Regions from separate parts of the Homo sapiens genome. Here regions 2, 3 and 4 are each linked to region 1. Evidence: chromatin contacts called from ENCODE Hi-C or POLR2A ChIA-PET data. All regions are on one chromosome and are shown on one strand. The core of a region is the stretch at or near the end of the contact, and the rest is flanking DNA. Distances in the headings are between cores, read along the strand shown.

Evidence for each region. A loop is a pair of places that touch in the nucleus more often than their neighbours do. ChIA-PET counts read pairs that join two places held with the same protein, here RNA polymerase II (POLR2A). Pooled maps may share reads with other maps.
Region 2: a loop to region 1 is called in a pooled map, with 4 times the contacts of the local background. The contact joins the enhancer-like site here to the promoter of B3GALNT2 in region 1. A Hi-C loop is called at or near these places in 5 of 50 pooled maps. POLR2A ChIA-PET finds 5 or more read pairs at or near these places in 4 of 52 experiments (K562, MCF 10A, Panc1 and 1 more).
Region 3: a loop to region 1 is called in a map of GM12878, with 1.9 times the contacts of the local background. The contact joins the enhancer-like site here to the promoter of B3GALNT2 in region 1. A Hi-C loop is called at or near these places in 12 of 168 maps with a recorded cell type or tissue (CD8-positive, alpha-beta T cell, GM12878, IMR-90 and 8 more), 25 of 37 single-sample maps with no recorded cell type and 20 of 50 pooled maps. POLR2A ChIA-PET finds 5 or more read pairs at or near these places in 4 of 52 experiments (H1, MCF 10A, PC-9 and 1 more).
Region 4: a map of PC-9 shows a loop between it and region 1 (4-fold over the local background). The contact joins the enhancer-like site here to the promoter of B3GALNT2 in region 1. A Hi-C loop is called at or near these places in 2 of 168 maps with a recorded cell type or tissue (A673 and PC-9), 1 of 37 single-sample maps with no recorded cell type and 6 of 50 pooled maps. POLR2A ChIA-PET finds 5 or more read pairs at or near these places in 8 of 52 experiments (BJ, H1, HEK293T and 4 more).

What each region holds. Positions count from the first base shown.
Region 1 is chr1:235,502,970-235,506,244 of GRCh38, forward strand. B3GALNT2 (beta-1,3-N-acetylgalactosaminyltransferase 2) reads right to left here and starts at 1,483. Exons shown (of 12, transcript NM_152490.5): 1 at 1,172-1,483. The coding sequence starts at 1,283. RefSeq lists a silencer at 1,012-1,651 and enhancers at 1,585-2,261, 1,962-2,081.
Region 2 is chr1:235,295,504-235,298,392 of GRCh38, forward strand. The region is part of intron 2 of ARID4B (AT-rich interaction domain 4B); the gene reads right to left. It also overlaps the pseudogene RPL23AP23. Among named protein-coding and RNA genes, the nearest start is that of ARID4B, 31 kb to the right of the region's middle. Within about 2 kb of position 1,433, at least 8 of the 41 ENCODE cell types and tissues checked have a DNase peak (open chromatin) inside an H3K27ac peak, as active enhancers do.
Region 3 is chr1:235,258,016-235,261,039 of GRCh38, forward strand. ARID4B (AT-rich interaction domain 4B) reads right to left here. Exons shown (of 24, transcript NM_016374.6): 3 at 2,627-2,737. Among named protein-coding and RNA genes, the nearest start is that of ARID4B, 69 kb to the right of the region's middle. Within about 2 kb of position 1,401, at least 6 of the 41 ENCODE cell types and tissues checked have a DNase peak (open chromatin) inside an H3K27ac peak, as active enhancers do; they include CD8-positive, alpha-beta T cell and GM12878, where a contact is called at or near this core.
Region 4 is chr1:235,706,953-235,709,975 of GRCh38, forward strand. It overlaps LYST (lysosomal trafficking regulator), which reads right to left. Exons shown (of 53, transcript NM_000081.4): 44 at 2,139-2,356. Among named protein-coding and RNA genes, the nearest start is that of GNG4, 59 kb to the left of the region's middle. RefSeq lists an enhancer at 1,292-2,491. Within about 2 kb of position 1,724, at least 4 of the 41 ENCODE cell types and tissues checked have a DNase peak (open chromatin) inside an H3K27ac peak, as active enhancers do; they include PC-9, where a contact is called at or near this core.

The sequences.
Region 1 (3,275 bases), core at 233-2,732:
TTAAATAGTGTTTAATTCTATTCAGGTCACACAAATCCTTTTCAAAGAGCTAGTGATCTAATAGGAAAAGAGATTGTTACCAAAATAACCTCAACATAATTTCATATAACTGAGACTGTTTTGAGGATTGCCGAATACTTTCTACTTATAAGGCATAGAGTGCTGAACTGCAAACACTCAATTCTAATTTTAAGAACTTTTGGATTAGAAAACAGCTGTTTTGGGGAGAGATGGTAAGGGAAAAAAGTCCCAGTATAGTTACAAAATTAAGTATTACATAATATTTAAAAGAGCTTTCTAGGTTTCTTTCATGTTCTAGGGCAAGCCCTTAAAGAAGAAGACAAGAGATACAGGGAAAGCTAAAGTAGTGTTCAGGGTGGTGGAACCCACTAACAAAACAATCCGCTGGGCACCGTAAGTAAAGCATTCTATTAGGCTGTGACGCGAAACAAGAACAAAGGTTTCATTCCTACGAGAGATTAAGTTTTAGAGCAAATGGACACGATCGTTAAAGAATTTGATATTTCCATGTAAACTGCATTAGCAGGTTATGCGATCCAAACTCACAGGAACAACTCCAACTCTCGGCCATGCCCTATTTCATGTCTAGATTTGTTTAACCGACTTACATCATAATCCAAGAATACGAACTACAGTATATTCTTACAGCAAAGTTATTCCTTAAAAGCAAAACCGAGCCACCTTTGAAAACACGCACACACATTATCCACGGCACTAAAACCCCAGTCTTGACCGAGAAAGACCAACAACTTGGGGGGGAAGAAAACAACTTCAGAGCCAGAGCTCCCAAAGCAGAAAGCGCTGGCGGCTGAAGGGCACACGAGGTTCCGCTCCCGGGCGAACGGGCGGCGTCGGACATCACTAACCAGGCCTGGGGACAGGCGAAGGACTTGCAACTGCGGGCGCCGGCTCTGCGGGCGTTAAGGGAAACGGGGAAGTGAGAAGAGGCGGGGACACGAAAAGAGAAAAGCTCCCTCAAGTTTGCCCGATGTTAACGCTCCAAGGATGAAAAGAGCCGTTTGTTTCGTCTGGGGACCGTCGCGTTTGGCCCTTCCCCCGCCTCCAACAATTCCCGGCGAAGCCCCGCGGCACCAAGCCGGGCCTCCCACCCCCCCGGCGGCCGCCAACCCGCCCGGCCCCAGGACCTCACCTGCAGGGCCGGCCCCGGAGGCGCAGGCGGGCGGCGGGGAGCGCAGCCGCAGCCAGAGGTGCAGCGCGGCCCCGAGCACACACGGGCACAGCAGCACCAGCCAGTTTCGCATTGGCCGCCCCCGCCGCGAGCCGGGCTCTCCCGCGTCCCGGCGGAGAGGGAGGGGACCTGCAAGTGCGGAGACTGAGGGGCGGCGGCTGACGAGCGACCACTCCGAGCACGCCCGCCCTCGCGCTCGGCGACGTCTGGGGGGCTCCTCGCAGCTCCCGGCCCCGCTCCTCCGGTCCCTCAGACCGCGGGTGGCCGCGGCTTAGCCGGCCGAAGCCCCGCCCCCTCCGCCTGGCCTTCCCACCGGCTCCGCCCACCTTTTCTCCCACTCGCCCCGCCCTCTCCTCCCGCGTTTCCACACGCGCCAGCCAGCCGGCCGGGAGCTGAAGTCCCGCTCTGGGCCCAGGCAGGGGGCGCCCGCGGTTTAGAAACCACATTTCCCATGAGCCTAAGCACGCGCTTCCGTCACTCGGCGGCCGCGGGGGCGAAGGGCGAGGCCCCACACAGAGCATGCGCATCCCCCTTGACGTTTGCTGCCACCCCACGGCCCAGGGGAGGTAGTGCCGGAGACCCGGTGCTCGGAGGCTGCCCGGAGCCGCGAAGGGAAATGCGCTTTGCCTCAGATTTGAAGGAAATCCGAGTGGCTCTTGTGTGAAATCACGCAGAGCTCCTTTGTTCCGCGTGCTCTCTTGCTCGACTGCTGTGGGAGGTGGGATCCTGCTGACGTCTCCTTGGCCCGTAGAGTGGGGCGAGGAAGCCCGAGTGTCCGCGCCTGGAGCGGTGACTCATCAGGGATTAGCTCTGGTGCCGTGGGTTCCCGGCTCTTTGCCCGGTTCTGTGCTCTGGGAACGCAGGGTGACAGACAGCGAGCTGGGGACTAGGCTGTGGAACACGATGATGACGAGCCAATCAGGGTAGAACTGCACGTGCTCCGGGTTCATACTGGAGCTGGGAGCGAAACGGGAGCCGGGCGAGCTGGGAGAACGTGGGCTCCGGGGACCTGGGGAAGGGTGGCCGCAGCGAGCCTTCCAGGGAGAACGCCGGCCCCGCGTCTTGAGGCTTTGCCCCGGGTGGGAGCCCTCCTGGCCCACCAGGCCCGCGCCGAGGCAGCCGGAAAGCGGGGACGGGGCGGTGAAGGCACTGGGGTGAGGATGGGAGAGAAGGATGAGAACGAGCGGCTGGGCTATGGGGCGGTTTTTGTTTCTGCTTTTGTTTTTGAGACGGAGTCTCACTCTGTCACCCAAGCTGTAGTGCAATGGCGCGATCTCGGCTCGCTGCAACCTCCGCCTCCTGGGTTCAAGCGATTCTCCTGCCTCAGCCTCCTGAGTGGCTGGGATTACAGGCGCCCGCCACTGCGCCCAGCTAATTTTTGTATTTTTTTTGTAGAGACGAGGTTTCGCCATGTTGGCCAGGCTGGTCTCCAGCTCCTGACCTCAGGTGATCCGCCCGCCTCGGCCTCCCAAAATGCTTGGATTACAGGCGTGAGCCACCGCGCTCGGCCGCGGTTTTTTTTTTTTTTTTTTTAAGTTTCCACAAGTGTGGAAACAGAAGGTGACTGTATTATTGAAAAAAAGTCTTGGATGACAGAAGACCCAACTCAAACAGGCTTAAGGGAAAAAAGTACTTTGGCTCGCCGTGGCTCATGCGTGTAATCCCAGCACTTTGGGAGGCCGAGGTGGGCGGATCACTTGAGGGCAGGAGTTCGAGACTAGCCTGGGTAACATGGTGAAACCCTGTCTCTACTAAAAATACAAAAATTAGTCTGGCGTAGTGGTGGGCACCTGTAGTCCCAGCTACTCAGGAGGCTGAGGCAGGAGGATCGCTTGAACCCAGGAGGCGGAGGTTGCAGTGAGCCGAGATCGCGCCATTGCACTCCAGCCTGGGTGACAGAACGAGACTCTGTCTCAAAAACAAACAAACAAACAAAAAAAAAATAAAAAGAAAAGGCAAGAAAGTAATAATTGGTTGCCAGAAAAAGTATACTATTTTTATCCTCAGGAAAGGTAGTAAATGGCCTCTGTTGATATTGTAAAATTTTCATTTTGTGAATTAGAAT
Region 2 (2,889 bases), core at 183-2,682, 210 kb before region 1:
CTCCATCTCAATTTAAAAAAAAAAAAGGCCAGGCACGGAGGCTCACGCCTGTAATCCCAGCACTTTGGGAGGCCAAGGCAGGCGGATCCGGAGGTCAGGAGTTCGAGATCAGCCTGGCCAATATAGTGAAACCCTGACTCTACTAAAAATACAAAAATTAGCCAGGCATGGTGGAGGGTGCCTATAATCCCAGCTACTCGGGAGGCTGAGGCAGGGGAATCGCTTGAACCTGGGAGGTGGAGGTTGCGGTGAGCCAAGATCACGCCACTGCACTCCAGCCTGGACAACAGAGCGAGACTACGTCCCAAAAAAAAAAAAAGACACAACTATAAAAGAAGTTACATGGCTGTACTCATCAAGAAGGCATCACAGGCAAAGAGGGAAGCCCCTGCTCTCCCAACGTCAAAGCCAAACCAAAGGCTCTAAAGGCCAAAACAGCAGTGCTGAAAGGTATCCGTATCCACAGCCACACAAAAAAGAGAAGATCTTCACGTCACCCACCTAAGGACAGCCCAAAACACTGCTGCTGTTCTGGAGGCAGCCCAAATATCCTTGGAAGACTGGTCCAGTCCAGGAGAAACCAGCTTGACCACTATGCTATCAAGTTTCCCCTGACCACTGAGTCAGCCATGAAAAGAACAGAAAGTCAACAACATTCTTGTGTTCACTGTGGATGTCAAGGCCAACAAATACCAGATCAAACAGGCTAAGAAAAAGCTCTGTGGCACTGACATGGCCAATATCAACACCCTGATCAGGCCTGATGGAAAGAAGGCCCATGTTCTACCGGTTCCTGACTATGATGACGTTGCCAACAAAATTGGGATCATCTAAAGTGAGCCCAGCTGGCTAACACTAAATAGACATATTTTTCACCATAAAATAAATAAATAAATCATAAAATAAGTTAAACAAAACCTCTGTAATTTTTCATGAAAACTGGAAATATCAGTATGAATTGAAAATTTATTCTTCTCTTTTTTTTTGAGACAGGGTCTCACTCTATCACCCAGGCTAGGGTGCAGTGGCACAATCTCAACTCACTGCAGCCTTGACCTCCAGGCTCGGGTGATCTTCCCAAGTAGTTGGGACTATAGGCACACACCACCATGCCTGGCTAATTTTTTTGAGCTTTTTGTAGAGACAGGGTTTTGCCATGTTGCCCAGGCTAGTCTCGAACTCCTGGGCTCAAGTGATCCGCCCACCTCAGCCTCCCAGAGTGCTTAGGTTACAGGAGTGAGCCACCTCACCCAGCCATAATTTACTCTAATTAAAAAAAAAAAAAAGGAGGAAGGAAGGAAGGAAGGAAGGAAGGAAGGAAGGAAGGAAGGAAGGGAGGAAGGAGGGAGGGAAGGAAGGGAGAGAGTACTTCCTGTATCTAAATACTAAAAAACCATAGAAGTCATGACCAACCCAGCAGCAATGAGCACCCTTAACACCCTGATTGTGATCTCTAAAAACCATTTCCCACTTGAGAAAACCAGGGCTACTTGTTCTTTTCTTTTTATATATATATTTGATGTCATTAATGTCTCAGCAACCAGGGTTCCTTAAAGAAATAGCTGATTCCAGATGCGGAGCAGGAAATGTACAAAGTGAACCTGATATCCCTTGTGCCAGAAAGAGAGTAAGTTATTGAAAACCGATGGGACAATATTCAAAAGAACACAGGAACCCATCTGAAGGGGTTCCAACTGGCCAAAGATGAGACAATTGAAACATGAAAAACAGCAACTACAATGGATTAAAACACATCACATACATAAAAATCCCTAACACTAAAAATAATAAAAGAAAGAAGAAAAATTTACTGGTCGTTTTAGTGGGTTCCTAGGACACCAACTCATTATTATAAAAACTGGCAAAACGAGGTGGGAGAGGAATTAAATTTTTATAGCCTCCACTTCTAGATTTTAAAGACAGTAAATACATGAAATAAAAGTTTTCTTTACAAAAGAATTTCAACTAATAAATGTAGGAGTGATATAATTCCAAAATCACCGTTTTGCAATCCTTATATAATGGATCTAGTCAACAATCCTCAGATGCTGCGAAAACCTTTGTGTGAAAGTTGATAAGAACTTTATAAAGGATAGATCAAGCCAACATAATCTAAAACCACTGACCAATCCCAGCAATACTGAAAGTGAACCAACCTCATGATGGTAACTAATAGAAAGAATACAGCACCTCTTATAAACAATGCTCACCAAAAAAAAATACCCTCTAGAACGAATGTTCAGTTTACAGGAAATTACAGGGGTTAAACCAAACCACAAAGATGTAATCAGCCAAACAGAATGTGGGAAATTCTACAGGTTAAATAACAGTTTCTTCATCAAATAAAGGGCATGAAAAGGGTGGAGATTTAAGAGACCATTTAGAACCGTATCTTCCAACTGCAATATGAAGACTTTATTTGGGTCCTAATGTAAACGAACAAATTGCAAAGACATTTTAGAGACAGGCTAATCTGAACATGTTCTTGCTACCAGATGCCATTAAGGAATTAATGTTAATGTTATTCATTGTGACAATGGTATGACAGTTGTACTATGAAAGGAAAGTTCAAGTGTGTCAGAGATACATACCGAAATACATATGGGTGAAATGATATCTGGAATTTGCTTTAAAATGCTACATGGTGAGGGAGAAAGGAGAGAAGAGGGGCAGCAGAGTGAAACAGATAATACCAAGATGGCAAAATATTGGCAACTGGTGATGCTAGGCCATGAATATGTAAAACATCAGTGAACTTTATTTTTGTATGTTGTAAATTTCCATAAAGTTTTAAAGCTGTATCACCAGCATGTTTGTTACCATGAAGTGTATTCGTCTCTAATCATTTATTTTTACTAGTCTCCAGAATTAACACCACTAATTTTCCAA
Region 3 (3,024 bases), core at 151-2,650, 250 kb before region 1:
GTTCCCATTTTGTTGATAAGAAAACTGAGAAACAGGCCAGGTGCGGTGGCTCATCCCTGTAATCCCAGCACTTTGGAAGGCCGAAGCAGGTGGATCACCTGAGATCAGGAGATGGGACCAGCCTGGTTAACATGGTGAAGCCCCATCTCTATTAAAAATACAAAAATTACCCAGGCATGGTGGCGCATGCCTGTTAATCCCAGCTACTCCGGAGGCTTAGGCAGGAGAATCACTTGAACCAGGGAGGTGGAGGTTGCAGTGAGCCGAGATTGCGTCACTGCACTCCAGCCTGGGGGACAGGGCAAGACTCCGTCTCAAAAGCAAAACAAAACAAAACAAAAAACAGAAAGTGTAAGTACCTGGTCCAAGTTTACAGAGCTAGACATGGTGGAGCTGATATTTAAATGTAGGCAGTCTAGTTCCAGAACTTTACTGTGCTCTATATCATTACAGAAATCAGAGAATGGGAAACCAGAGGTGAAAAGAGTAAGTTAAAATAATGAGTTCAAATTTAAATACTTAATTAGCTGGTGAAAAACAAGATAGCTTCCACTACTCAGTATAGAAAACAATTGTTTTCTCTAACAAGGGAAAAGAGTTCTTATAGGGATTGAATCATTAACATGGTCTTTATCAGGTATATGTGATAATTATTTTAGGTAACAGGCAGGCCCACTCAAAAACCAGCTATGAAAGGAGATGCCTTATACCCACAGCATCCCAGGCATTTCTGTGTCATACAAAAGCATTATCACACTTTTTATTTAAATCACATGTTTAGATATCTGTGCCCTTCACTTAAACTATAAGCTACTTACAGATGGAGACTAGGTCTTAACACTAGAGTTTCACCTTTAGATAGAGCTTAGCACATAGTAAATGTTCAACAAATGAAAACAGGTAGTGAAAACATATCAACAAATTTGTTAAAAATATATTAACTTTGAATCATAAAGAAATTACACATGTTAAAAAATATATCCCTATATCTACTGACAAAATCACTGAATGAAATACACTTTCTTTTTCCTTGTGTATGTGTTTTAATGGACATCACCTCCACAGAAACAAATTTTTAGGGCAGCCGAAAAAATTAAAAATAAGCTTTAGATATTCATTACTTATAAAGCACAAGGTACTCTGTGCTATCAATAGAGGCAGTAGAGTCCAGTAAGAGTTTTGTTCCTTTCATTTACAGCAAGAAATGGCAGGACTGCTACATGTCATTTTCCTAGTTCATTCATTACACAGGAAATGTGCAGCTAAGGATGCAAGATGGGGCTTAAATCCAGCCTTTGCTTTGTGGGCCAAAGCATGGGTCCTGGAGTGACACAGCTCCAGTCCAAAGAGAATGTCTTTTCCAACTGGCACAAACTTGCTATCTGCATGCCAAGCGCTGCTAAGAAGGCTTTCCACCAGGAGAGAGGGCTTTTGTCTACTTCACACAAAGGTGATACATGTGCTACCAGTAGTCCTGAAAAAGTACAAACATTGATAAAAGGCTTTCTCTTCCTCTACAGGATAGTACTGGCAAAAAACAGTGCTTGGGGAATACCAGTGTGTGAAGCCAGAACAGGAAATGCACACTATAAAAGCACCAACCACCAAGCATGTGGAAACTGAAGGTAGGGTGGGGCCAAGACTAGCCCCCTACCAGTTTGTAGTTAATTTAAAGGACTTATCACAATGGTTCCTAACCAGGAGTGTAAATTAGAATCACCCAGGTAGCTTTTTCAACACATCCATGCATAAGGAATATAGGAACAGTAAAAGCTCCAGAAGAGACTGATACCCTCCACAGAAGCACAACACCTCTACAGTCTATGTAATTGGTGAAATAAAAACCAATGGCTTAAAAGGTATCTGCTAATCTAGATTATAAATTCCTTGAGGACAGATCAGGTCAATCTCATCCTAATATCCCCATCCTCCTTCCCACCTAAAAGTTCCCTGCAAAAGGTTTGTCACTCAATAAATTATTGACAAATGAATAAATGTCTATATTCAAGTTCACTTGTCTGGTATTTTTCAGTGCTGATAATTTATTAAAATGGAAGCAATTACACTCCTTTTTCTATATTAAGACAAAACTCAAGTACTTTAGAAAGATGTTTCAAGAAAGGCAGAGCATAAGGAGTCAACAACTAGATGTACCTTATTTCACTGTTATCTAAGGCACCATCAATTACAAGTCACATTCTAATTTTATGGCTGAAATAGAGGGGGTGATGCCTTAAAATTGATGAACTATGGTAGTTCCAATTCTGCCATGAATTTGGCATAATGGCCTTGGAGAAATCACTAACCCTCTCCGAGCCTCATTTTTCTTGTAATAAAATGAAGCAATTAAACTAGATGACTTCTAACTTCCTTTCCAGCTCTAAAACACTATACAAACAATAAGACGTCTATAGTGAAATGGCATTCAAAATACCAACTGTGATAATCTAATTTCTTTCCAATTATAATACTTTTAAAATAACAAAAAATGCTTTGTTTTGAGGTATTTTTACAACCTTCACTCCTAGAAACTTATTTTGCAGAAAAATCTTAAATACACTCACCAAATAAAAGTTTACATATCAAATGCTGAACATACAATTTATGAAATCTATAAATACTGTACCTTGACTTTGACAAGTCTTTTTGCTGTCTTGATCTTGGCTTCACAAAAGGCTCCTCTGTATTTAGCACTCACATCAGTGCCCACTGTCAAATAGGGAGGCTCATCAAGGGCCTAAAAATGCAAAGAAATATAATTAGATTTAAACTCTCTAATTCTTTCCCATAATCAGACCTCAGAATAGTGAGCCTAATCTTGTTAAGCTACAACAGTTATAAATATGAAATGTATGTTAACAAGACCAATCTATAAAATACTATAAATTAAAAAACAAGTAAAATGTTTATCATAAAGACTATTTAAATGTACATCACATAAAATATAAAGGTATCTTATTTCCATTAAATACATATGGTCCATGATATGAATTAGCTCACTCACAAGTATACCCCTCTAGTCAC
Region 4 (3,023 bases), core at 474-2,973, 200 kb after region 1:
TAGGTTCTGTGTGTGCACTTTACCTGTATTTGTTATAAACGCTTGTAGATTTGCTACAGTCGACACAGAAAATTACAGTTAGTGGAGAAGTCCTTCAGATATTTCCTTTTAAAAGGAAGTATCTTTCTTTTCAGAATCTGCTTTTTCACCTCCCACTCCTTGAGGGATTTCCTTTCAGCGGCCTCATTTGGACTCTACTACTACATCCAGGCAGGCCCATCTACCTTGGAGAGGAAAGTTGGCTTTCCTCCTAACCCCCTTCACCCTATTTGAGTCTTATTTACTTTTGCATCCCCAGCACCTAGCAAAATAAATGTTTCCTGAAGAGGTAAGATTTTTTTTTTCTAAAGTTAGTCTAGCCAACAACATCAAAAAGTATACTTGAAAATGTAGGCCAGACATGGTGGCTCACGCCTGTAATCCCAGCACTTTGGGAGGCTGAGGTGGTGGATCACGAGGTCAGGAGTTTGAGACCAGTCTGGCCAAGATGGTGAAACCCTGTCTCACTAAAAATACAAAAATTAGCCAGGTGCGGTGGTGGGCGCCTGTAATCCCAACTCCTTGGGAGGCTGAGGCAGGAGAATTGCTTGAACCTGGGAGGTGGAGGTTGCAGTGAGCTGAGATCACGCCACTGCACTCCAGCCTGGGTGACAGAGCAAGGCTCCATCTCAAAAATAAATAAATAAATAAAAAGTAAAAATGTAACAATTCTACTTCTAGGAATTTATCTTAAGGAAGTAAAGATGTACATAAAAATAACCATAGAAATATTAATTTTAATAGCAAACAAATCCTAACTAAATATCCAACAATAGAAGACTGCTAAATAAATTATTCTATAGCTATACTTAAGAATATAGGTTGAGTATCCCTTATACAAACATTTGGAACCAGAATTGTTTTGGATTTCAGGGTTTTTTTGGGGGGGGATTTTGGAATATTAGCATTATTTACTTAGCAGTTCAGTATTCTTAATCCAAAAATCTGAAATCTGATATGCTCCAATGAGCATTTCTTTTGATTATCATGTTGGCACTCAAAAAGTTTCTGATTTTGAAGCATTTTGAATTTTGGATTTTTGGATTAAGAATGCTCTACCTATAGTAAGTAGCCATTAAAAATAATGTAGAATGATACCCAATGACTTGAATAAATTTAAGATTATCTTATTTAGGGAGAAGATAAGGTTACCAAATAGCATTATTATTATTATTATATAAATGGAATGATACATATGTATAGATAGAAGTCTAAAGGTGCTTTCACTATTTATTTCTGGATGGTGATATTAAAGTGGACTTTAAAATTTCTCCCTGTTGCTAGTCTGTATTTTATACATTTTTCTAACAAAGTACAAGTACTTTTTCTGTAATAAGAAAACATGGTGCCATTTTAAAGTAGAACATGTATGTAGGATAGTGTGCGGAAAAGAGTTAACATAGCAAGATTGACTGCTATCTCTGGAAAGGCCTGCTTGCAAAGTTGGCTCTTGGCTGTTGTCTGGGAACCTGGATTTCAGGAGAGGTCCTACCATTCCCTAACTGATAAGAGTGGCTTACTGTGCCTAAACTGTACAAACAATGCAGTTTATACCGAACACCTGCTTTCCTTCTGAGGCTGGAATTTCAGTATGTGCGAGGCAGAGGGTGCCTACGTTGCCAATCTCAATAAAAGTCTTGCACACTGAGCCTCTAATGAGATTCCCTGGCAGACAACATTTCACATGTGTCATTATGACTCGTTGCTGGAGGAGGCTGAGTATGCTTTTTGTGCTTTACCAGGGGTAGATTCTTGGATGTTTGTGCCTGCTTTCTCCCAGACTTTGCCCCATGCTGATTCTACTTTGTATCATTTACTGTAATAAACCTGAGCTGGAAGGATGACTATATGCTGAATCCTCAAGTCCACCTAGTGAATCATCAAACCTGGGGATTGTTTTGGGGCACCTCTGAAAAAGATAGTATCTTGTTTTTAAAGAGAGGAAATATAAAACCTGAAAAATCTTAGGTGACAGTTTAATGCTACTACCAATTCTCTTTGATAACTTGAGTGTTTTAAAGGAATGGCCGAACAACTAACCTTAAAATATTCAGGTTCTATCTTATATAAATACAGATTGTTTTAAAAGAGTCACTTACAGCAGGATGAAAAACATTGATCGCTTGAACAGAAGCCTTCCCCTTTTGCTTATACCCAAACACCAAGTCAATCCACTGACAGATGTTCTGCGACACGTAGTCAGACTCTAGAGCCTGCCGATGGATGAGGATAAAAAGACGAGGATCATTACGCGCCCAAGGGGGAAGGTTGACGTGATTAACCCGTTCACCATTCTGACGCACACCAAAATCAAAACCTAAAAGAGAAGATTAATATTAATATTTAACTCCCCCACAGCAAGTTTCATTCAGCTACAGAGCAGGTCTTAAGAGTTCACAAAAATAGCTGTTTGTGTGCTACAACCAAAAAAGGGAATAGCAAGGAGGATTTACATTTTGAATAAGAAACACCACTGCTCATCTACTTATGTACCTACTAATAGGGCTATGTGAGCTAATGCTATCATAATTAAATTTGAGATCTTTCAACTTTATCCTTCTACCACTTTACAACATATTGAAGAAAAGGAGAAAACCATTGCCTACTAATTCCAATATTCTGACTATTCACATCTTCAAGGGCATTAAGTACTTAAATATCTATTCAATTGTAAACCTGATTAGAATCAAACTAAGGCTTTGTAGAAGCATTTCTAAACTATTGGTATTAACATTTTAATAAATTTAAGATTATATTTAGTAAATATTAGTATTCTATAGTTTAAAAACTCAACTAATATAAAGTATACACATTGTTAGAATGAATTGCCATAGTCTATTAATTTTATAAGTCTATGGGTCTGTTCTGACTTCCTTTCTACTAAGCATTCCTGTAGATAGCAAAATTATCCCAACACAGGAAATAAGAGGGTTCTTCTGTGATGTAAATGAGCTAATATCTAATTGTCTCATCAGTATAAACAA